Linked DNA regions of Homo sapiens: regions 2 and 3 are each linked to region 1. Evidence: chromatin loops called from intact Hi-C (ENCODE). Cell type or tissue: PC-9. All regions are shown on one strand.

The links. Hi-C counts contacts between places; a loop is a spot of excess contacts. Peaks named below come from ENCODE experiments on the same cell type or tissue, not always from the same donor. Only the 100,000 strongest peaks of a DNase experiment are listed, where the experiment ranks them.
Region 2: a loop joins it to region 1, with 3 times the contacts of the local background. A loop is called at or near these places in 2 of 110 quality-filtered maps.
Region 3: a loop joins it to region 1, with 7 times the contacts of the local background. A loop is called at or near these places in 4 of 110 quality-filtered maps.

Annotation. Positions count from the first base shown.
Region 1 is chr9:134,599,623-134,607,622 of GRCh38, forward strand. No RefSeq gene overlaps it. Among named protein-coding and RNA genes, the nearest start is that of COL5A1, 38 kb to the right of the region's middle. RefSeq lists enhancers at 2,687-3,599, 3,600-4,511. In PC-9, no CTCF peak of the experiment used is centred here; a DNase peak (open chromatin) is centred at 3,199; H3K4me3 peaks cover 333 bases; H3K27ac peaks cover 1,568 bases.
Region 2 is chr9:134,666,534-134,674,533 of GRCh38, forward strand. All of the region lies in intron 1 of COL5A1 (collagen type V alpha 1 chain), which reads left to right. Among named protein-coding and RNA genes, the nearest start is that of COL5A1-AS1, 18 kb to the left of the region's middle. In PC-9, no CTCF peak of the experiment used is centred here; a DNase peak (open chromatin) is centred at 3,778; H3K27me3 peaks cover 1,706 bases.
Region 3 is chr9:134,547,667-134,555,666 of GRCh38, forward strand. No RefSeq gene overlaps it. Among named protein-coding and RNA genes, the nearest start is that of COL5A1, 90 kb to the right of the region's middle. RefSeq lists enhancers at 5,243-5,764, 5,765-6,285, 7,149-7,751. In PC-9, no CTCF peak of the experiment used is centred here; a DNase peak (open chromatin) is centred at 4,505; H3K27me3 peaks cover 2,825 bases.

The DNA of each region.
Region 1 (8,000 bases):
GACAGAGAGACACAGAGACAGAGAAGAGAGAGACACACAGAGAGACATAGAGAAAGAGAAACACAGAGAGACACAGAGACAGAGAAAAGAGAGAGACACACAGAAAGACACAGAGACAGAGACACACACAGAGACAGACAGACATATAGAGACAGAGACACACACAGAGACAGAGAGAAGAGAGAGACAGAGAGAGACACACAGAGACAGAGACACACCCACAGGGACAGAGAGAAGAGAGAGACACACAGAGACACACACAGAGACAGAGAGAAGAGACAGACACACACAGAGACAGACACACAGAAAAAGAGAGACATACAGAGACAGAGAAAAGAGAGACACATAGAGAGACACACAGAGACAGAGAGACACACAGAGACAGAGAGGAGAGAGAGATACCCACACAGACAGCAAGACATATAGAGATGGAGAGAAGATAGAGACACAGAGACAGACATACAGAGACAGATACTGAGAGAGACACAGACAGACAGACACACACAGACAGAAGAGACACACAGAGAGAGGAGAGAGAGGAGACAGAGACACAGAGGGAGAGACAGAGAGAAAAGAGAAGGAGGAGAGAAGCAGGGAATGAGAGAAGAGAGACAGGGTGAAAGGGGATGAGGCAGGAAGGAAGAGGGAGGGAGAGAGAGAAAGAGAAGAGAAGGAGATGGAAGAAAAGAGAGAGAATATAAAGATAAAATCCCAGCTGCCCTGGACGGGGTGGGCTGGGGATTCCACGCCCCATTCCATGGGGCTTTGCACTTGAAACCAGACTCTCCCACCTGAGTTCTGTTGCATCTGGAGCTTCAGATAAAACAAGATCACTTCTTAAGGATCACAAGGACCTGGGGATTTAGAAAATTGGATGATCCCACTTTTGCCAGGTTGCAACATTCTTCCTTTTCAAAGGAGTGTCCGTGAGTGATCTCCAGAGTAAGGTCCCCAACCTACATCAAGTAAAGGGAAATGAGAAGAAAAAATTCACACGGGCCGGGCGTGGTGGTGCCTGTCTGCAGTCCCAGCTGCTGGGGAGGCCAAGGAGGATCGCTTGAGCCCAGGAGTTCAAGACCAGCCTGGACAACATAGCGAGACCCAGTCTATAAAAAACAAAAAAAAAAAAAAGAAAAAGAAAAAAAGAAACCCACACGGGCAATGGAGAAGTAAACAGGATCATGGTCCCTGTTCTGCTGGCCAGGCCAGGCCAGGCCGTATTCTCAGCTGTCCCTCCCTGAAGCTCCTCCTTTGGGTGCACACGCTGCCCCTGAGCCACTTCAAGGAGTATCACTTCCTACTCTACCTGGTGGCCTGGAGCAGAAAGAGCCCCATCACCCGCCCTCTGGCTTTTCCAGCTTCCCATAGTTAACTGTCAGCGACCATGGAGCGCCCAGGGCAGAGTCCCCAGGCCCTGCATTTGCTGCTGTTTGCGTACACCGGGGTGTGCTGCTGGCTGTGGGGTCAGGGTCTCCTTGTCCCCCATGTGGACCCTGGGAGGGAATGAGCTGTCATTCCTACTTCTCACCAGTGCCCACCTCCCTCAGCTTCTGGGCAGGGGGCAGCACCTCCTCCCTCCTTGAAGTGGAGCATGGTCATTTGACTTGCTCCTGCAAATGAAGCCACCATTTTACTTCTGAGCAGAGGCACTGAGAGAAGTCCTCTGTTCCCACGGCCATGGACGATATTCCCAGGGGGTGGAGGCTCCAGCAGCCAGGACCACAGAGTGAAGGTGTCCAGAGGTACAGGACAGGCCCCTGACCCTCAAGGTACAAGGAGCAAGAAATACTTCCTTCTTGTTTTAAACCATGTAGATGCCAGGGGATGCTTGTTTCCCAGCATAACCATGCCTGAGCTAGCAGATACAGGAAGGAAGTATTATCTCCCTAAAGAAATGAGTGAAGTGACAACTGAAGGCCACAAACCCACTTCGTGACAGGACAGAGTTGGAGTCCAGGTTTTCAGGCCCAGGCAGGACCCTGGATCCTATGGAGAAACTTGGCTGAGCTGCACTCATTTCTTATGGGAAACACGAAAACCTCATTCTTAGGGTTCACGTCCTCCTGAGAGGGAGAGAAAGTTCATTTACAAAGGAGCAGAATCAGCTTGGTCCCAAGATCTCTCTGCAGCATGAAATGAAATGCCACTGGAGCAACAACACTCCAGCACACACTGAAGGATAGAGAACGTGACTCTAAATTCCATGCCCAGCGAGCTGCCTGCAGTGGGTGATGGCCGCAGAAGGGCGTGCTCTCAGCGGCAGCACACCCTTCTGGAAAAATATCCCTGAGGGGTGCACTCCAGCTGTGCCAGAGAGCAAGATGTGAAGACTTGCAAAAGGAGGCCATGGGGTGAGAGGTGGTGGTGATGAATGACTTCCATGTGAAGTCTTGCAAATTTGCTTATAAAGTGGAAAAATGCATATATGTCCTCAGCAGGTCACGTGGGAGGAGAGCCTAATGGTGGACATTTCTAGAGTCGATGCAGGTCCTGTGGTTTATGCTGTTTAATGCTCTGGGACCTGGGGTGGAGGGGGGACTCCTTTGCTCTGTTGGGCCTCAATTTCTCTGTTTATAAAAAAAAAGTGGCCTTTGGTCTCTCTAAGTTCTCTGTCGCCAGATGACTGGGGGGTCCTTCCACTATTTGGTAATAAGACTCCCCCCCCACCAACTCCCAGCTCCTGGTGTCTCACCAACATTCTGGATGTTTGGGGTGATGGTAAAAGGGTTTGTGTGCCTGCTGAGGAACAGTTTTATTCTGGGGACTTGGGGACACTCGTAGAAATTGTTTGAGGCCCCTTAGAGAATTGTAGAACCAGGATGCAGAGGCTGTGTTTGTGGTTTGAGCTGGTCAACTGGAGGAATCCAGGTTTCTGGGAACGTTGACCAGTGACTAAGTCCCATCCTTAGCTTGATGGCCCCCACCCCCACCCTGTCCCCAGATAGTGCCTATGGGGAAGCCTCGGGAAGGAACACTGCCCTTCCCCCTGCCCCGACACCACATCTGGGATGAGCCCCAAACCTCAGTTGGCTTTGATGCTGCAACTTTTTCCAAACCCTGAGCATGATTCACAGCCCAGACCGGCAGTGGAATTTCTGCAAACAGAGCCGGGGGCTCCGTCTGCGCTCTTGAGAGGTCCGCAGCTCCCACCTTCGGAATGGCCCGAGAAAGAGACTGGGAACGCGCGAGCCACATTCTTCCTGGATGAAACACTGGCCTTATCAGGAGGAAGTAATGACAAATGGCCTGAGCAGCTCCCAGCCAGGGGGCTGGCTCTTCTTAAATTTGCTTAGATGGATTTTCTTTGATGAGCCCAGCAATTATGGGAACCCGCAGGCCTGCTCAAGGCCTGCATCATTGCCATTTCCTGACAAAGACTGGATCATCCGTCCTTCCCATCACCGCCCCTTTCTTCTTGGAGGAAAAGCCTGCTGGTGTGGTGCGAGGATGGCGGGTGTTCCACCCTGCCCTGGGCCACCAACACCACGGCCAGGGCGGCCCCCCTGCAAGCACCGAGGGGGTCAGCTCCGTGTTCTGGCAGAGCCAGGAGAGAAACGAGGAACTCTTGTCTGGTTAATTGCTATGTGTATATATGACGATAAAGGCATGTCGGCCGGGCGCGGTGGCTCATGCCTGTGATTCCAGCACTTTGGGAGGCCGAGGCGGGCGGATCACAAGGTCAGAGATGGAGACCATCCTGGCCAACATGATGAAACCCCGTCTCTACTAAAAACAATACAAAAAATTAGCCGGGTGTGGTGGCGGGCGCCTGTAGTCCCAGCTACTAGGGAGGCTGAGGCAGGAGAATGGCGTGAACCCAGGAGGTGGAGCTTGCAGTGAGCCGAGACCACGCCACTGCACTCCAGCCTGGGCGACAGACTGAGACTCTGTTTCAAAAAAAAAAAAAAAAAAAAAAAAAAAGACATGTCGTGTTATCTGGTGCCTTTCACCTGGCAGGCAGGGCATCGTGGGCCAGCGCAAGGGCACCACACTCTGGCCCAGAGCACAGCGAGGCTACAGAGAAGCAGTGGCCTCCTCGGGCCTCCAGCGCCCAGGGAACAACAAGGCCACCATTGTAAAGGGTACAGAAGGTCAACTTTCCAAGTCTAGGCACAGAGGGCCACAGGGAGAGAGACCCAGAAGGGATGAGATGGGGGGAATGTCCTTGTGGGAATGTGAGTGTGGCTGGGATTCTGCTGAGCGCACAAAGGCAGACACAACGCAGTGGACTTGAACGGGCATCCCCCAGTGATAAAAGCCGTTGTCCCCCAAGTGATGTTCCTTGAGGTTAGACGGAGCCAGCCTCATGTTATAGGCCTGATATAGACCTGGGGCACAGTGGACACTGGATGGGTGTTTGAATGCATGAAGAAGTAAAAAGAAGAAAAAAGGAAAGAAAGAGAAAAAAAGAAAGAATGAAAGAAAGAAAAGAAGGAAGGAAGGAGAGAGAAAGGAAGGAAGGAAGGAAAGAAAGAAAAAAAGAAAGAGAGAGAGAAAGAAACAAAGGTAGGGAGGGAGGGAGGGAGGGGAAAGAACGGAAAAGGGAGGGAAAAATAAGAAGGGAAAGGGAGGGGAAGAAAAGAAGGTGGGGGAGAATTTTCACTGGCAATGTGGTTCCCTCTCTCTCCTTCTCCATAGCTCCCTCCCCTCATGGCCTTCTTGGTGTTCCCAAGCTCCCACTCTGGGTCCCGGAGCCTTAGAAGGTTTGAGCTGTGCTGATACTCATTCTGGATACACACCGAGTGGAAGCGATTCTCACTGGAAATTAGGAGGAACAATTGCCCAGCACGTCACAGCTTGCAGAGCCTCTTCGACTATCAGCATTTTATTAGGGCGCCCCTCAAACAGCCCTCTGAGGGAGGCTTTTCCCTACCTTCATTCCACCAAAGACTCCACGTTGTAGAAACAGGTTAGATGAACTGTGCAGGGCTAAGCTATCTCTAGGAGCGAGAATTTAGATGGGGTTTGTCTTGGAATTCAAATTCCATTCATGCACAATTTCAGTTCCATTCTCAAATCCAATCTCTCTCTCTCTCCCTCACACAAACTACACTGGACTCCTCTGTGTGTGCCCGTGGTGTGATCACAGCGAATGCTGCTCCAGTGTGCCAGTCTCTGCCGATCGACAATCAGCTGCAGTTAGGAACTCGCTTTGTCACTTCACGTTACATGGTGAACATTTTCCCTGCAGCTAAACAGTCCTCAAAGCCTGTTTATTTTTTTTCCTTTATTAGATCAGATGTGGGTGAGACCAAAGGTACGATTCATCTTGAGGCAGATTTCCCTCCAGCTGTGAGCCTGTGAAATCAAGCACGTTATGCTTCCAAAATTCAATGGTGGGACAAGTGTAGCACAGACACTCCCATTCCAAAAGAGATAACTGGTGAAGAAGACAGGATAACAGGCCCCAAGCACGCCCGAAACCCAGTGAGGCAGACTAGTCTTAGACTCAAGAATAATCGTTCAGGCCGGGCGCGGTGGCTCATGCCTGTAATCCCAGCGCTTTGGGAGGCCGCGGCAGGCCGATCACAAGGTCAGGAGATTGAGACCATCCTGGCTAACACAGTGAAACCTCATCTCTACTAAAAATACAAAAATTAGCCAGGTGTAGTGGCGGGCACCTGTAGTCCCAGCTACTCGGGAGGCTGAGGCAGGAGAACGGCGTGAACCTGGGAAGTGGAGCTTACAATGAGCCGAGATCGCACCACTGCACTCCAGCCTGGGCGACAGAGTGAGACTCCATCTCAAAAATAATAATAATGATAATCATTCCACCTTCCGCACACACTGGGGCAGGGACTGGGCTGCAAGGCTCCTCCGGCACCGCCCCTGAGACATTGCTGGGTGGCGTCTGTAACTCTCTTGGACTGAAATCACAAGCCAGTGGCTCTACTGGTCTGGGATGGAGAGGGAGCCCTGGCCCCACAGCTTGGCTCCCGCAGGCATTACCGCTATGGGCCTCTCTGTGGGGCCCAGCCCCTGAAGTCATGCCCTGTCTATGTTGTGGGTCGTGAACCTGTGTCTCCAGCTGGCTCCATCTTTAGAAATCTAGCTGGAGGCAGCCACAGCTCTGTAGCTCATGCACTGTGCAAACTGGCAAAGATAGCACCATGCAGACACAGCAAAGGTTCACCCCTAGGTCCCCAGAGAGCAGGGCCAGTGTGGCCTGTGCCAGGTCTGGGCCCAGTGGATTCTAAGCTAGAGTGGCCCCTTTTGAATCATCTTGGCCCCCAGGCCCTGGCATTCTGGGCCTGTGATGGGAGGGGCAGCTCCAGAACCTCTGAAAGTCTTCGGTCCACTCTTCCATTGTCTTAGACAACAGCTCCTGGCTTCAGTGTAGATGGAACTGTCTCCTTCTCAGATGGGAATGCAGCCACGCCTTGAGTGTCTTCTCCTGAATACACTTTCTCATTCTTTTCAATGAGGATAGACTAAGAATTTTCCGAAGTTAAAGTTTTGCTTCCTTTTTGATTACAAATTCCACCTGTCTAAAGTATTCCTCTCTTCTGGCATTTTACTCCAAGCATTGAGAGAAGCCAGGCTTCACTCTTGACACTGCTTAGCAATTTCTTCTGCCAAATATCCTGTTTCATTGCATACAAGTTCCACCTTCCAGAGAACACCCAGACGCGACACAATTCAGCCAAGTTCTTTGCCACTCGGTAACAAGGATGGCCTTTCCTCCAGTTTCCAATAAGTGCTCCTCATTTCCATCTGAGACCTCACAATCATGGCCTCTCCCGTCCGCATCCCCACCAATCTTCTATTCACAGCCACTTAGGTCATCTCCAAGAAGACTGAGGCTTTCTCTCCTGCTCTCCTTCCGAGCCCTCACCAGAATCATTCCCGACAGTCAGTTCACAGTGATGTGGGCTTTTCCTAGCACACACCTCAAAACTTTTCCAGCCTCTACCCATTATCCAGCTCTGAAGCTGCATCCACATGTCCAGGGGTTTGTTATACCAACAGCCCACTTCTCAGCACCTATTTTCCATCATAGTCTGCTGGGTCTGCTATAACAAAATACCCTAAGTCAGGTCACTTGAAAAAAAACAGGGGCTGGGCACAGTGGCTCATGCCTGTAATCCCAGTACTTTGGGAGGCCCAGGCAGGTGGATCACTTGAGGTGAGGAGTTTGAGACCAGCCTGGCCAACATGGTGAGACCCTGTCTCTACTAAAAGCACAAAAATTAGCCAGGTGTTGTGGCACGCACCTATAATCCCAGCTACTTGGGAGGCTGAGGCAGGAGAATCACTTGAACCTGGAAGGCAGAGGTTGCAGTGAGCTGAGATCGCACCACTGCACTCCAGCCTGGGTGACAGAGCAAGACTCCATCTCAAAACAAACAAACAAAAAAAACCAGGAATTCATTTCTCACAGTTCTGGAGGCAACAGATTTGGTGTTAGGTGAGGACCTGTCTCCTGGTTTACAGAAGGTGCTGATGCAAGGCAGGTGAGCCCCAAATTGGGGCTTAACCCACAAGAGTTCTTGGCTTTGCGCAGGAAAGAATTCAAGGGTGAGAGGACAGTGTTGAATAGCAACTTGTATTGAAGCAGCCATGCACACAGCAGCCGAGGTCCTGCTCCTTGCAGAGCAGGGCTACCCCATAGGCAGTGAGCCCAGAGTAGCAGCTCAGAGGCAGGGCTGCAGGCATATTTATACCCATTTTAATTATATGCAAATCAAGGAGCCGATTATGCAGAAATTTCTAGGAAAAGAGTGGTAACTTTCAAGTGGTCAGATGGTTGCCATGGCAATGGTAAACTGACAATGGCGCATTGGTGGGTGGGTGTGTCTTATGGAAAGCTCCCTCCTCTCCATTCCTGTTTTATTTAGCTTGTCCTCATTTCCTCTGGTGTCTGAGCCCCACCTCCTGAATCAAGCCCCGCCTCCTGAATCCAGCCCCACCTCCTGAATCGAACCCCACCTCCTGAATGGAGCCCTGCCTCCTGAATCAAGCTCCGCCTCCTGTCTCAGCACCTTCCTGCTGAATCCTCA
Region 2 (8,000 bases), 67 kb after region 1:
GCCAGGGACAGTCCCAGCCTGGCATGCGTCTTCCTCTTCTCTCTCCTGGATGACTGAGAGCTCGTGAAGGTCAAGGCCTTTGCCTCTCTTGTTTGGCCTCAGGGTGGGGTAAGCTAGTTTGTCCTTTCTCTACCAGGGGGCTCCCTCACTGGGGGTGCCTGGAGGATGGAGTGTGGCTAGCCCATCGTGACCCTTTTCTTCTGCCAGCGGGTATGGGGACACAAACCTGGGCTGGCCTTGATTCAGCACTGAGTCTGTGAGATTTGGGGGAGTAGACTCTTTGGGACTCAGTTTCTTCACCTGTGCGATAGGGTAAAACATTTTGGTCCTTCATTAAATTCACTATTTTCTTCTTTCACGGTATACATGTTGAGCTGCCTTTGCAAAATAACTCACATCTCCTCGAGGATGGGGATGACATGACCCCAGTGCTGATGACAGGGTGATGACACATAACCATTTTTTGATTACTTCCTGTGGGTCTGGCATTGATCTCTAGACATTATGTTTCAGTCATCGGGCATAATGACGAGCTTGTTTTAGAAAAGAGGAACATGAAGGAAATTGCCAGGAACCATACGACTGAGAGCTGGGACCTTGGATCTAGCTGCTTATGGTGACTTTCCCAGCACAGAACTTCTGTGGGCTCAGTGCCTGTCCTGTTATTTGATGTTCACCCGTGGAATGGATGCACACACATTGTACCTTATTCACAATTGGCAGCATCCTGGCCATGCATGGCACCTGTCCCTAGCCTATCTGGTGGGCACTGGAGGTTTGGAAATGCCTCCAGGCCCTCTCAGGATCAGTGGCTGTGGAACGCTGACCACCAGGGCCTTCTTCAGGGAGTCAGAGGGACAAAGGATGTGACAGCATTTGCAGTGGGATGGGCTCTGTTTGGTCACTGGTGCTCAGCAGTTGATGGCTTGGAAGTGGTGTGGCCGGTGACCTCCAGCCCTGCCAGCACCACCCCACACCCTGGTGCTCACTTGTCACTCATAACTGCACCATCTCCATGCACTGCCCCACTAGGGCCTCACCTTGGTGTCCAGCAGCAGGGCCACCTGCTGTCGCTAGGCTTATCTCTTTCCACATCACAGGTATCCTTGCAGTCTTCCTTTCTGGCTGATTCTCTGCTTAGAGGTGCCCCACCTCCCAGGAAGCCAGCCCAGACACAAGATTTGAAGGTCCTTCACCTGGAAGTCCTCAGGCACAGACAGTCATGGGAGGGGGTGACAAGTGCCTGACTCTAGGACAGGGGGCTCTGTGGAGCAATAGGGATCCGTTCATCCTAGAAAAGGAGCTGAAATCCCTCACTTCCTAGGGCGTTTTGTGTCTTGTTTCTATGCAGTCCCTGCTGGAACATGACATTTCCCCCAAACTTCAGCCTCTGCTCTTCCTACCAGGTAGGCTGAGCTGGTCTGTTGTGTTGGAACACAGAGCTGTGAGGGGTGGGAAGGAGTTGAGACCTGCTCATCCACCTTTTCAGCTGACAGTGTTGTGGATGTACCAGGCACTTTGGGTCAGTCATAGCCCCAAATGTCAGAAGCAAAAAGGTGAAGTGTGGTCCCTGCTCTCGAGTCCTGTGTCCTGCTGGGATTGGACAATCAGAAGATCTTGTGATCCATGTGGAATTGCTATCCTGTAGGCCAGAATGATCAAACATTGGCCATTTCACATGGTTCAATCTAATGCTATAAGAATAAACACATAGGATGGCCACTGATCCAGCATGAGGCTTAAGGAGCCCTTTCAGAGGTAGCAATGTCTAAGATGAGGTCTAGGAGATGAATAGGAATTCACCAAGAGTGGGAGTCGGGGGAAGAGGAGGATTCCAGGTCTGAGGAACAGAATGTGCAAACGCCTGATCACTGTGTGATCTTGGTCTTTGCGTGAGGCATTTAGCTTGGCTATCACTCAACACCAGGTAGGGTAGCAGGAGAGAACAGCAAGAAATTGGGTGCCTTAAATTTAGTTTAAATCAGCAAAGGTGTATTGGTGTCTTTACCCACCCATTCATCCATCAATGCATCCATCCATCCATCTATCTACTTGTCCATCCATACCATTAATCTACCCATATATCCATGTATATACCAACCCATCCATCTAAACTATAAATCCATCCAATCAGACACCCACTCACCCATCCATCCAACTGTTCTTCCATCCGTTCACCTGTGCATCCATATCATTAATCTACCCATCCATCTGTCCACCCATTTGTCCATACTCCATGTGTCCATATACTCATGTACCCATTCACTGTTCATCCACCTGTCCACCCACCTATTCATTCAACCAACCATCCAACTGTCCTTCCATCTATGTATCCATTCATCCATCCATCTACCCATTCATCCATCAATCCATCCATCCATCCTTCTGCCCATCCAATCATCCATCCTTCCACCCACCCACCCATCCATCCATCCATCCATCCATCCATCCATCCACCCACCCACCCACTCACCCAACCATCCATCCCATTTATCCATTTACTCACCTATCCATTCATCTACTCATCCTTCCATCCATCCATCCACCCATCCTTTCACCCATTGATCCAGACCATATATCTATTCAATCACCCACCCATCCACCCTCCCTTCCACCTACTCTTCCTTCCTTCCCTCCCTCCTTTTCCCTTTCACTTTTCCTTTCCCTTTCCCTTTCCTTTTCCCTTCCCTTCCCTTCCCTTTCCTTCCCTTCCCTTCCCTTCCCTTCCCTTCCCTTCCCTTCCCTTCCCTTCCCTTCCCTCCCCTCCCCTCCCCTCCCCTTCCCTTCTCCTTCCTTCCTTCCTTCCTTCTTTCCATCCCTTCTTCCATCCATTCATCTACACATCCATTCATCCATCCATCCACTTATCCACCCATCCATTCATCTGTCCATGATTTTGTCATAGCACTGGGCTGCCTCCTCTACCATAGCGATTGGCATTTTTGTGTTAGGGTGGTTTACGACCATCTCAGACTTCCACTGTCTACACTAGGCGGCCAGGAGTGGCTAACTTACTAGTTTCTGCAGTGCTTTGAATGGTACCAGATACAACTAGATTCTCAAGCTGTTTTGTTGGCTTGAACTGAGAGACAAGAGAAATCCAGTTGCAGCAGCAGCCGACGGTACAGTCAGAATCATCATGAGGTGCTGAGTGCTTTTTAAGAGTTATGAGAGGAGGCAGCCTACCACGCCGGAGGAAGTGGGGATGTGGAAGTAACCCTGGCTCTCCGCAGAGGTGGGGTGTGGATGGGAGGGGAGAAGTGAGGAGAGCATTCCTGTTGACAGTAAGACATAAGACAACTCCATGGTGGGAACTGAGAACTGGGAATTTAAAGTCCACATGTTCCTGGATATTGGCTTATAGATTCAGAGACGCAACTCATTCTCCAAATAACTTTGTTAACTTTTCTTGACTCTAAAAGGAACGCATACTCATTATAGTACATTTGGGAAATATCAAAATGACTTTATTTTCCTTTCCTCACATTTTTTCTTTGCATGGTTGAACTCATGTGCAGAAACGGTGTTGTGCCCTGCACTTAGACACAGAGATTTTCTGATGTCATTATCAGCTCTTTGTAAATATCTCAACGGCTGCTGAACATTCCACCGCATGTTTGTATCATAGTTTTCTTAACTGTTCCTCTCATGTTGGGTTTGGGTTGTTTCCAATCGTTTGCTGTTATAAATGACACTTGGATGAACATCTTTCTGATAAATCCTTTCTGTCTCTCTGATTATTTCCTTAGGGCGGATTCTTAGACATTGACTCACTGCATCCAAGCATAGGGACATTTTAAAGCCTTTTTATTGCAGAATTACATTCCAACCAACAGGCAGTTGTCACCTGAGCAACTGTGCCCCAGGCAGTGTTATCCTTAGGTGTTAAACCCAGGTGGACCCCATGTCCGAGAACTGGGGCTGCTCACCCATGCTAAGCCAGTTACTTCCCCCTCTCTGCTCCTAGAGAGGCAGTGGGGAGCTGTGATTTAATGCTTGGGCCCTGGTGTGATTGTTTCCTGGGCCTGTGGCACGTCTTGGAGACCCTTTTAGGCAAGCCCCCGGGTCGTTGTCTGGAGGATGGAGCAGCACTTCCTGCTCCACAGGCTGTCCCGAGAAGCTGAATTACTCTTAAGAGTGGAAACTCACATGCATGTAGAGCTTTAGACCTCTCCTCCCATTGAGTCAGAAAATGTAAGGGAATCTTCTAGAACCCAGCAGACATTCACTAGATGCTCATTACTTTCCCCTCCTTCCCTCCCTTTCTCTGGCCATCTGTGTGCTGAGTCCCCACTGCGGTGATGGAGTGGACAGCTCTGTCTGTGTGGGGGTTCTGCTGACTTGCGGGTCTTCTCCCCACCTGGTGGCTGCACTAAACGCATGTGCCTGGGCCTGCCTTCCACACTGAAATACCACAAGGCCGGGAGGGAGCTGATGTCTGGAGGTGGCTGGTAGAGAGGTGGGCCTGGGCTGCTGTGAGGAGACGTGAAGTCGGGGCCTGCTGCAGCTTTGGGGCCGCAGCCTGACTCAGTCGTCTGGGGCAGCAGGTTGGATTCTTGCAGATGGATTTTTTCAGTGTGAAAATGAGCTCCATGTGGCCCCACACACTTGTGCTTCACCCACTTCTGGGAGGGCAGACGGAGCTGTTCAGACAGCTCCTGCGCATGAGACACCTGGAGAGCCCCCAGCTGCCCACCGCGGAGGGGACCTTGAAGCTTGGCTCCATTAACCCACTGGGTGTGCAGACTCACAGGGGAACGTCAGCTCCAAGTCCTGCCCCCAGTGCACCAATGTGTGGTGCATCCTTTGTTGCGTCTCTGGGATCTCGCACAGTACAGTTATGTGTTCATTCAGGGCCCATGTAGCTGGTTTTGAGTCCATTTCTAGTGTTTTGAAAACTTGCAAAGCTCTCGTAATTGAAAAATGCCTCTGGTCCCGGGGAAGTAATGTAAAATATTCCTCCCAAAGGTCACAGTGACCCACCACAATGTTCCTTTACTTGCATCAAAGAACTGAATAAAATAATTTCAGAGCTGAGTCAGCAGAGCCAGAGAGGAACCCCACTGGGCTCACCCGCAGCTCTAAAGTGGCTCCCCTCGGATGGGTGTGAGGAACCACACATCTGGACGAGTGCGTGAAGGGTTGAGTGGACAGAGAGGGGCTTTCATTTGTAACTGGAAGTGTATTCCTTTTAGCTTCCTCTATCACGTTGTCTGTTTTGCAGCATTTAATAGGTGCTAAACCATCTCCCGGGGCCAATTTCCTTGTATTTCTAAATCTGCCCGTTGTAATGAAACCGTAAAGGCAAGTGCTGTCCGATGCCAGGGCTGGGGAAGAACAATGAGCCAACAGGCGCGTTTGTCTTTTGTCCACATTCCACAGTTTTGTCTGAAAGGGCAAGTGCAAGCTGCACTTGGGCCTGACCAAGGGCCCTGTGAGGACACTTGGTGTGGGGGGGCCCACTTCAAATGTCACACTCCTGGGAAGTGGAGACATTCCTGAGAAGTGCAAATGCAGTTTTGTTTTATAAAGGCCAGTTAAAAATTGCCCATTATCAAGGCAAAGGCCAAAGATCCATGACTGTCTTGCAGCTTCAGTTAGATATGGAGAGATGTTAAATATCTATGTACTTAATTATGTAATGCAATTTCCTGCTAGATGCCAATTGGCATTTATTATTCCATTCATTTGTTATAAAAGCAATATGTGTCCATGATAGAAGTGTTAAAAGCTACCAAAAAGTATAAAAAAGAAGATGAAAATGAGTCATAATGTCTTATTTGTTTAAACCATTATGATGGTGATGGTGATGATTATGATGATGTTAATGATGTTGGTTTCTATTAAGTATAACCAAACACATTACTAAAGGAACATTTTGATGTATTTACTTTCTACTATTTGTTCCATGCCTGTATTTGCAAAATTGGGATTACATACTACTTTGTAGTAGTTTTAAACTTAAAACATGATGAGCAAATCTCAATAAATTAGGAATAAAAGAGAAGCCCCTCAATTTGATAAAGGACATTCATGTAAAATCCACATACTAAATGCTTTCACCCTAAGATCAGGAACAAGGCAGGAACGTCTGCTCGTATCACACCTATTAACATTGTATGGAGATCCTAGCTGGTGAAATAAGGTAAGAAAATAAAATAAGAGGCATATTGATTGGAAAGGATGAAGTAAAACTGTCTTTATTTGCAGATCACATTAGTGACTATGTGAAAAAAATTCTAAGGAATCTACAAAATAACTTCTAGAACTAAAAAGTTTAGCATGGCGACAGAATACAAAGTCAATTTACAAAAATTCATTGTATTTCTAGATACTAGCAATGAACAGTTAGAAACAGGAATTTAAAAAGCTGTTACAACAATATTAAAAATATAAAATACTTAGAGATATATCTAATGAAAATATGCATGACTTATTCACTGATGATTACAAAATATTGCATAGATAAATCAACGAAGATCTTAAGATTTAAATGCAAAGATATACCATTCTCATGGACCAGAAGACTCAATATTGTTAAGATATTATTCCACCTCGACTTGATCTATAGATTCAATTCAATGTCAATTAAAATCCCAGCAGGCTTTTTAAAAATAGAGATTGATAAGATGATTCTGAAATTTATGTGGGGATGCAAAGGACCTAATATAACCAAAACAATTTTGAAAAAGAAGAACATCGGAGGGCTTATGCTTTGTGATTTTGAGACTTGCTCTAAAGCTATAGTGATGAAGACAGTGTAGTGTTGACAGAAAGACATATAGACCAATGGAATAGAATCAAGTCCAGAAATAGACTCACATGTAAATAATCTTTTGGTTTTCCATAAAAGTGCTAAGATGCTGCAGTGAGCCGAGATCACGCCACTGCACTCCAGCCTGGGCAATATGGCGAGACTCCATCTCAAAAAAAAAAAAAAAAATGCTAAGATACAATGGTGCTGAAACAACTGGATATCTATTTGCAATAGAATAAGCCATGACCCTTACCTCAAATAATATACAAAAATTAAGATGGGTCATGTATTTAAAGGTAAGATTTAAAACTTTTATAAAGCATAAGACAAAAGAGAAAATCTTGAGTTTTTTTACCTTGAGTTAGGCAAAGATTTCTTAGATAGGAAACAAAACTATGAGCCATTAAAAGATTAAAAAGCTGATAAATCAGACTTTATTAAAACAACACCTTATACTTTTCAAAAGACACTGTTGGAAAATGGAAAGGTAATAAGATTGGAAGAAAATGTTTATAAAACACATATCTGATAAAGAACTTATGTCTAAAATGCATAAAACATGGTCACAACTCCACAGCATGGAGGCAAATGACCCCACTTAAAACTGGGCAGAAGATTCAGACAAATGTTCCAGAAAAGAAGACAGAGGCGTGCCAACATGCATCTGAAAAGATGTTTGTCAGGGTTAGTCATTGGAGAAATACAACTTAAAACCATAAGGACATACTGCAAAAGTGTGAGTGAGGATGTGGAAAAACTATCACCCATTCTTGGTGGGGATGCAAAGGGGTGCAACCACTTTGGAAAACAGTTTGGCTGTGTTTTATAAGATTAGCCCTTCCTTTACCACAGGACAAAGTAATTCCATGTATAGGCATTCATCCAAGAGAAATGAAACATGCGTCCATACAGAGACATGTATGTGAGCACTCATGTGCTGTGTTATTGCAATAGCCTCAAGCAGGGAGCAGCCCAAGTGCCCACCTGGTACGGGGACAAACAAGCGGGAATACTGCTTGGCAACAGAAGGCATGAGTGCCCGAACAGGGTGGCACGAAAGCACTGTGCTAAGCGAGAGAAGCAGACACGAAAGACGCAGGGGACACGGTTCCATTTATATGACATTTGAGAAAAGGCAGAACTGCAGGGACAGAAAAAAGATGAGTGAGGAGAGAGACATAAGGGAACTCCTGGGGGTGATGGACATGTTGTGTATCTTGATAGTGTGTGTGTGTGTTGGATG
Region 3 (8,000 bases), 52 kb before region 1:
CAGCCAGCCTCGTCATTTCTCCCCTCAGCCACCCATTCTCAATTCCCTTCACCCCCGCCTGTTGCCTCTGCTGGTCTGGCCTTAAGCTGGGTGACCCCCACCCTTGCCCCTCAGGTCAGTGCCCCGGTCACCAGGCCCTTCTCCAACCAGCTCTTGCATCTGTCCTGTCACCCTCACACATGCTTAGGGGTGTGCGCAGAGTTGAAACTGTGTTCTTCCCTCCCCTGTTGTGTGGCAGCAGCACCCCACCCCCCCACGAGGAGCAGGCCCAGTGACTCCGGCTAAGAGGCCAATTTCCCGCTTCAGTGACCATCTCCTTCTTACGCTGCTGGTCTGTTGGCGTGAGGAGCCCACAGTGAGCAAGAGGCAGTCAAGGGAAACTGGAGGGGACTCTTCCTGTGTCTCTGGGGACAGCAATGCCTTAGGAGAAACTGGACTCCTGGGCTCACTGGGCCCGACGTTATGAAGACAGGAAGATGAGCTCCCTCACCCAATCACAGGGGTGTGGTGAGTGGGACCTCCCCTCTCCCTTCCCTTGGCTCTTAGACTGGTGTATTCTACCCTCTGGGTGCACAAGGCCATTAGATGGTCAGGGACGGGTGTCTGCCGTTCTGGAGAGGGGCCCCATCCTCGCTGGCAGTCTATGTCTGCTACTGCAACAAAACGTCTCAGGCTGGGTCATCTGGGGGCAGCAGACATTATTGCTGACAGTACTGGAGGCTGGGAAGTTCAAGATCAAGGAGGCGAAGGAAGGTTCGGTGTCTGGGGAGGGCCTGGTCTCTCACTCCAAGACAGTGCCTTGAATGCTGCATCCTCCGGAGGGGACACGTACTATGTCCTCACATGGTGGAAGGCAGGAAGGCAAAAAGGGGTCTAGCTAGGTCCCTTGAGCCCTTTTATAAGGACACTGATCCCATTCATGGGGCTGCAGCCCTTATAACTCAATCGCCTCTGAAGGGCCCCACCCTTTAATACTATCACATTGGGCCTTAGGCTCCAACATGTAAATGCTGGGGGGACGCACACGTTCAAACCATAGCACTCACCCTCCAGCGGCCTGTCTCCAAGTCAGAGTCTTGCAGCCTGGTCAAAAGGCCCCTCTGTCACCCGTCAGGCCAGCAGCTTCTGGGTGGAGCAGCCCTGTGCTGGGACCAGCGCAGCCGGTGGCGTGCGGGTAACTCTCACCTCCTCCCAGGCCCGCTCAGGGACATCGCGCGCAGAGCCAGGGTTTGGAGTATCTGCCCCGGGGAAGTCGACTCGGCGCGTGCTACAAAGTGGGTCTGTTTTCTAGGATTTTGTTTACCCCAGAGAGCTAAGATTGTTAAACATGTACTAGCCCAGCACTGAGTATATCTCACTTTCTGTGCCAAGCAGTGTGCGCATGCTTGTGTGTGTGCCTGCGTGTGTGTATATGCATGTGTGTGATTAAACACGTGTGTTACTGTGTTTCAACCTCACTGCTATCCCGTCTCATAGGTGTCATCTCCACCGATGAGGAGGCTCAGGTGAGTCAGGTTAGGCCCCTCCCCAAGGCCACGCACTTAGGATGTGGCAGAGCCGTTTGAGCCCAGGTATGTCCGACTCAGGAATCCTCCTTCTTAACCGCACTGACTACCGTATGTGGACAGTTGTGTTTCCCTTCTGGCTTCAGTACCTTCTGTGGCTGGCACCCAGACCATCTCTGACTCTGGCTATCCGTAGAATCCATGCTTCCATAAGTCTGTTCTCTCCGGGCCCCTCGGGAAGCGGGAGATCCGGGAGATCCAGGGTGCCAGAACACCTTCTTGGGCTCTCACCGACTTTCTCAGGCAGCTGGAATTCCGGGAACCCTCAGGTGGGCACAGGGCCAGGCCGCCCCTAACATCGTGAGCATCCGTCTGGGAGTCTACGCAGCCGTGGTTGTCCCTCTGTGCCAGCCTGAGGCTGGGGGTGGGGATGTTGTGGAGGGAGCAGGCCATGGGTCACTGGAGGAGCTGAGGGTGCCTCATACCATTTCTTTTGGGGACAGTTTGCCTCCAGAGTCCTGGCAGGGGGTTTGTGGGAGAAGGCAGGGCCCCGTTACCCCACATCAGCTGAAATAAAAGAAACATGCGGCACACACAGTCAGTAAGACAGAGCCACCGAGGCAGCCATCTGAGGGAAAGTGACATTTTCACTGGGCTCTCTCACCCTTGCTGAAGGGCACAACCTGTTTTGTTTTCAGCTGCAGGCTGGGTGGTGGAGGCTGGGTGGAGAAGGCTGGGTGGTGGAGGCTGGGTGGTGGATGCTGGGTGGAGAAGGCTGGGTGGTGGAGGCTGGGTGGAGAAGGCTGGGTGGTGGAGGCTGGGTGGCGAAGGCTGGGTGGTGGAGGCTGGGTGGAGAAGGCTGGGTGGTGGAGGCTGGGTGGAGGAGGCTGGGTGGTGGAGGCTGGGTGGTGGAGGCTGGGTGGAGAAGGCTGGGTGGAGAAGGCTGGGTGGTGGAGGCTGGGTGGTGGCGGCTGGGTGGTGGAGGCTGGGTGGTGGGTGGTGGCGGCTGGGTGGTGGCGGCTGGGTGGTGGCGGCTGGGTGGTGGAGGCTGGGTGGTGGAGGCTGGGTGGAGAAGGCTGGGTGGTGGAGGCTGGGTGGAGAAGGCTGGGTGGTGGAGGCTGGGTGGTGGAGGCTGGGTGGTGGAGGCTGGGTGGAGAAGGCTGGGTGGAGAAGGCTGGGTGGTGGAGGCTGGGTGGTGGCGGCTGAGGCCTCTCTCTGAAGGTCATCCCTGGCAGTGGTGGCTGTGCCTGGGACCCTCTTGCTTTCCCTGGGGGCCTCCCGGAGGAACAGCTCTATGGTGTTTCCGACCAATCCCCTTTCTTTGGGTCTTGCTGGTTATAAAATGGGAATATTCATTTCAAGTGCCGAGCCAATGCATATTCTTTTCCCACCATCATAAAAGACTTGCTTCCTAATGACAATAACCTTCATTGCAGGCCGTCGATTGTCATCTCTGTTTGTTTTTCCACTCCACCTTCTCAGCTCCTGTGCCACCTCCCACCCCACGTCTTGTTGACTTCATGTTTATCCTTCACTCACTCAACAAGCACATGTGTCCTTAGTGATGCCCCTGCAGCCCCTGTCCCATCTGGCACTGTGTCATTCAGGTGTTCCCGCCTCCCCGGACACCTCCTTCGGCCCCCTCTCCTGGGTGTTCTGGACAACTGCGGCCACGTGTCTGCTTTGCTCCAACTCTGAGTGGTCTCAGGCAGGTCCTTGCCCCTCTGAGTTTCAGTTTTATTTATAATGTAGAGAAACGGAGAACTTGTTTCATAAATGATCCTCACCAATTCCACGTGGTGGCCCAGAGGGCTGTGTTGAGAAGGACTCTGAGGAGCAGCCCAAAATTGACAGGAGGGAGGGCTGACCAGCAACGTGTGTTGTGAGAACAGGAGGGAAGGGGGCCAGGTGGACACTGGCTCTTTGCTGTCCTTGGACTGGATGGTGCTTCAGCACCTGCATCTCTCCGCCTCTTCACACCTGTCCCGCTTTACATCCTCCGTGTGGGAGACGTCACACCCACCTTCAGTTTAGAGCTGGGGCCGCTCTGTTCCCCAGGGCCGCAGCTGCGGGGCAGAGCTGGTTGTCAACTGCGTGTGAGGGTGGAATCGAAGGGGTCCTCTGTGCTGGAGGACCCCGTCCTGGAGAAGCAAAAGGCTGAGTCGCTGAGTTTTCGGGTCTTGGCTCCCTGCCCATGGCCCCTTTTCCCAAGTAGAGACCCCAGTGGTCCTGGGAGCCGCCCTGCAGAAGCCCTGCCATGACCTGGCATCCTCCGCAGGTGAGGGAGCCGGCCTTCCACCTGGAGGGGGCAGAGGGCAAAGGCTGCAGAGCCTCCGCCGCGTCAGCCGCTGGTTGAACGGTCCAGGCGTGCGCGCATCCCTCGCAGCCGTCGACACACAAACAGGCTGGTCTGACGGGACAACTCTCCACTGAGTTCAAGCTCAACAGGCTCAGATGAGACCCACAGACCATTATGTGTTTACATCTGGAACTTTCTTTTTCCTGCATGTGGCCCCCTTCCTGCACAAAAGGTTGGTCTTCTTCATCTCCCAAAATCCATACGGCTTGGCATAGGATAGAAGCACAGACAATGATTTCTGCGATTGATTTATTTTCCCTTGTAACTAAATGCTGAAGTGACAGTAATATAAGCCAGCCCTAGGGGATCTAATTCAGTGTCCTGATTGATAGGACAGCAAACTTGGTCTTGCTCTTCATCTCAGGGAGCCCAGACTCCCCGTGGACAAGGGGCCGAGAGGTTTGTGCAGCCTTCTCTGCCTTGTTTCACGCCGGCCAGTGGCTGGTCTAGGAGGGATCCTTCCCCCACCCCCCACCCCAAGTCTATTTCAGACCCACCTCCTGCTGACTCTGCTCCATCGAGAAGAGCTATAAATCAGCCTTCCTTCTGGGGTGATTATAAAAATCACTCTATTAGCAGTTGACTCACAGTCTAAAAATGTGCTCATGGCATAGTTGTGGCCACTGAGCCTGGTTCGGTGGGACAGGCCCCAAGCCCCAGCCCGCGCCTTTCTGCAGGAGGACTTCCCTTTCCAAGCACGCGCGCTGCCGCCAGAGCCTTCCGGCCGACCCGCCGCGGTGCCCTTCCTAGCGACGGCCTGTGATGTTCCTTAGCCACGGGGCTTGGCCCAGACCCGCTAGAGGGGGAACGAGGGAGGAAGCCATCTGGGGAGGAATCAGAGTTCAGACGAGAAAGGAAATTGCCCTGAGATGATTGAAATGGCAAGGAGAAGGGAGAACCTGGCCAGTCCAGCTGAACAAGCGGATGTGGGGTCGGGGGTGGCCTGGGGTCCCTGTCCTGGCTTTGGGTCTCCCTTGTACCCATGTAGTACTAGTACTACTACTACTCAGTGACCAGCTCTGCTGACACTGGGGTCCGGCGGAGTCTGAGGGACTGGAGGGAGGCTGCCTTGTCTTCTTCCACCTCCCTGGGTGCCAGCTGGGTGGGGCAGGCATGGAAAGCCCTCTGCAGATGTGCAGGTCCCCCAGGAACAGAATGGGGGTTCTAGGTGAGTGTGACCGGGGGCTTCCATGTAACCCCACTACAGTGACCTGAAAACAGGACCAGTAACCCCAGATCAACCGCCAGCCACACCCTGGGCACCATCTCCCCCAGAAGTCCTTTGGTGCCCCAGGGCCAGCACCTGCTAAGGTGAGAATTGGGACCACCTGTGCCCATGTCCCTCAGCCATGCTTGCCCTGGCTTGTAGCTCCCCAGGACAGGGCTGGGCCTTTGCCTCGGGTGGGGTCCCTGCAGCTGGCTCCGTACTGCTGGCCACACCTCAGGACTTGGTGAGCCTTTGAACACTAAGTTCTGAGCTCAGGGGGCTCAGCATTTTAGACTTTGGTTTTGCTGACACTCCTGACCAAGTGCACTTTCCCCTCTGCAGAGCCAGACTGTGGCTTTTCCCTTTTGGGCAGTGGAAGGGGCGGGCCAGAGGCTGGGTCAGGGTAGTGGAGAGAAGAGCCCCAACCAGCTGTGGCCCGTGATGCAGTGCCTGGGGCTGACCCGGGGCTCCAGCTCAGCCTGGGCCTCAGCCGCGTCAGATCCCCACCAGGCCTCCTCCTGGGTCCCAAGGGGCTTCCCTGCTGTCGGCAGTACCAGCAGCTGCAGTTTGATTTGGGGCAGAAGTCAGGGTGGGCTGTGTCCAGAGAGTCACCCTGAGTGGCCTGTAGGCACAGCATTGCTCGGAGATGGCGCTCACCCAACCTTCATGCAGCAGGCACTTCTTGAGTGCCCAGCATGTGCCAGGCCTGGCGCGGCCCGGCTGGCCCAGTGCGAGTGTGGACCAGCCCTCCTTGTTGGGACAGGCAGGCTGGGGAGAGGAGAGCAGGGGCCCGAGGCCGGCATTCTGCACTTTCCATCCCCTCCTCCTGGGCTCCCCGCTTCCTGGGAGGTCCGGGCAGGAAGCCGGGCAGAGCCCACCCCCATGCTCTCAGACTTTTGACAAGTGCTCCCCTTGATGCCAGGCTGTGACGGTGAAGACGCCACTCCCAGCAAAGTCAGAGTGATCTTCTTCCTGCCTCCCCAGGTTCTCCAGCCCCTCAGTGCTCCCTGGGGAATAGCAGCTCATCAGGGGTGCCGTCCAATCCCCAATGGGGTTTCCTGTGCGGCTCTGGAGGGCTCTGGTTCCCTCGGTCTCCAGAGAAACATGTGAGGACAGCGATGGTTTTGCAGTTTCTGGCGCCGCCCGCAACACAACTCCAGGTTAATAAGAAGAGAAAGCCTCTCCTTTCACTTTCTTGCCGAATGCCTTTCCGGGCAAAGAGAAGGGGAGGAAGAGGAAGGCTGGGGAGGGGGAATTCATTTCCCAGCAGGGGATGGGGGCTGTCAGCCCTCGGGGGGCCTGGGTGGGTCTGAGGGAGACACAGAGCCTGGGAGTCCTGCAGGCCTGGCGGAGTGAGCAGGGGGGTGTGGGGGCTGGGAAGGTGGGGAGACAGGAAGGCACTTCAGGGGACCCAGGTGGGCCGATGCCCTGTGGATGGAGGGCACTCCGGAGGCCCAGCAAACAGAAAGCCAGAGATGGACAATGCTGGGAGGCGGGCGTCTAGGGTGTCAGGATCTCTAGGCTGCCAGGACGTAGAGGAGCTATGAGCGGCACAGCCCGCTGGGGTTGGTGGGAGGTGGCTCCGCAGGGGCCTGTCACTTGGGCTTGAGAGAGATTTGGGTTCCAGACTGCCTTGACTGTGACCTTGCCCTGGGGGTCAGTGCCTCATCCGAGAGATGGACTGACTCCCCCTGCTCTGCGCTCGTCACCTGCTGGGAGGCTCAGGTGAGACGGTTTGGGTGACAGCAGCTCGGGTGCTGAGGTGTCCAGTTCTGCAGGACTGAGGAAGCGCCGCTGTTGTGGACGCCGCACCTGCCTTGGGCACTGTCTGTGTAGAGCGCTGCCCAGGCGGAGCCCTGGACTGACAGGGCCCCCCTTGCTCTCCTACCCATCCAGACCAGCAAACAAGCCCTAAGGTGGACAAGTGCCACAGCGACTCAAGGGCACCTCCATCGTGGTCCACACAGTGAGCCTTGCCCCCATCTATGCCATGGCAGGCATCACCAGCCCCTCCCTGCACTCACAGCATTGGCCTCCTCCCTGCTCGGCTCTGCAGCCAGCCATGGAGGCTCCACCCCCAGGCTTGCAAGGCAACCTCCGCTGGCTGTCCTGGCTGGGCCCTCCATGGCCTGGGCTCTGCGGGCCAAGCACGAGCTGACCTCTGTCTCCTGAGGACAAGCGTGCTGGGTGGGGATCAGAGGAAGATCGCCTGAGAAGGCAGAGGAGGTCTCACTGGGGCATCTGGGGACCAGACGCGGGAGGCTGAGCTCATCCACATGCTGGGCCAGCCGCTCTCCCCAAGGCCCTGGAGACAGTCTGAGCCCAGCCAGGGTGGGGCTAGAATCATCCAGATAAGCCCAAAGGCTCAGTGGTCCACAGATGATGGGTCCAGCCATGCAGAGTGGCTGGTGGCTGTGCCAGGTCCTGGGTTCGTGGATACTCTGGGCACAGGAAGCCTGGGAGATCTCAGGGAGGCCCCTGAGGATAGCGAGGTGGGTGGAGGGCATCATAGCATCCCAGCACCCATCCTACGCTGTGTGACCTTGGGCAGCTCGCTTGCCGTCTCTGGGCGGCTGTTTCCCCATTTCTGAGTCTATCGTGTTCCTCAGTGGTCACTGTCTCAGTGGATGCTGCCTTCTAGGCCAGCAGTTGTTAAAACCGCACAGCTGCAGGGACGGCTGAGGGAACAGGACCCAGTGATATGGAAACATGTGGGAAGGCATTGCAGGAAGTCATGGAAAGAGCACAGGAATTTTCTCTGAGCCACAGAGCTGGGCAGAGGGGGCAGGGCATTTTGAGAACCTTTGATAAATTACTTACCATGTTCTGGAAGGAAGGCTCTTAGAGCCAGCTGGGGCTGCAGGGGAAAGCTGACCCATGTGTTTCCCCATGGGAATGGGAGACCCACAGGAGGGTAGGGACTTGTCGA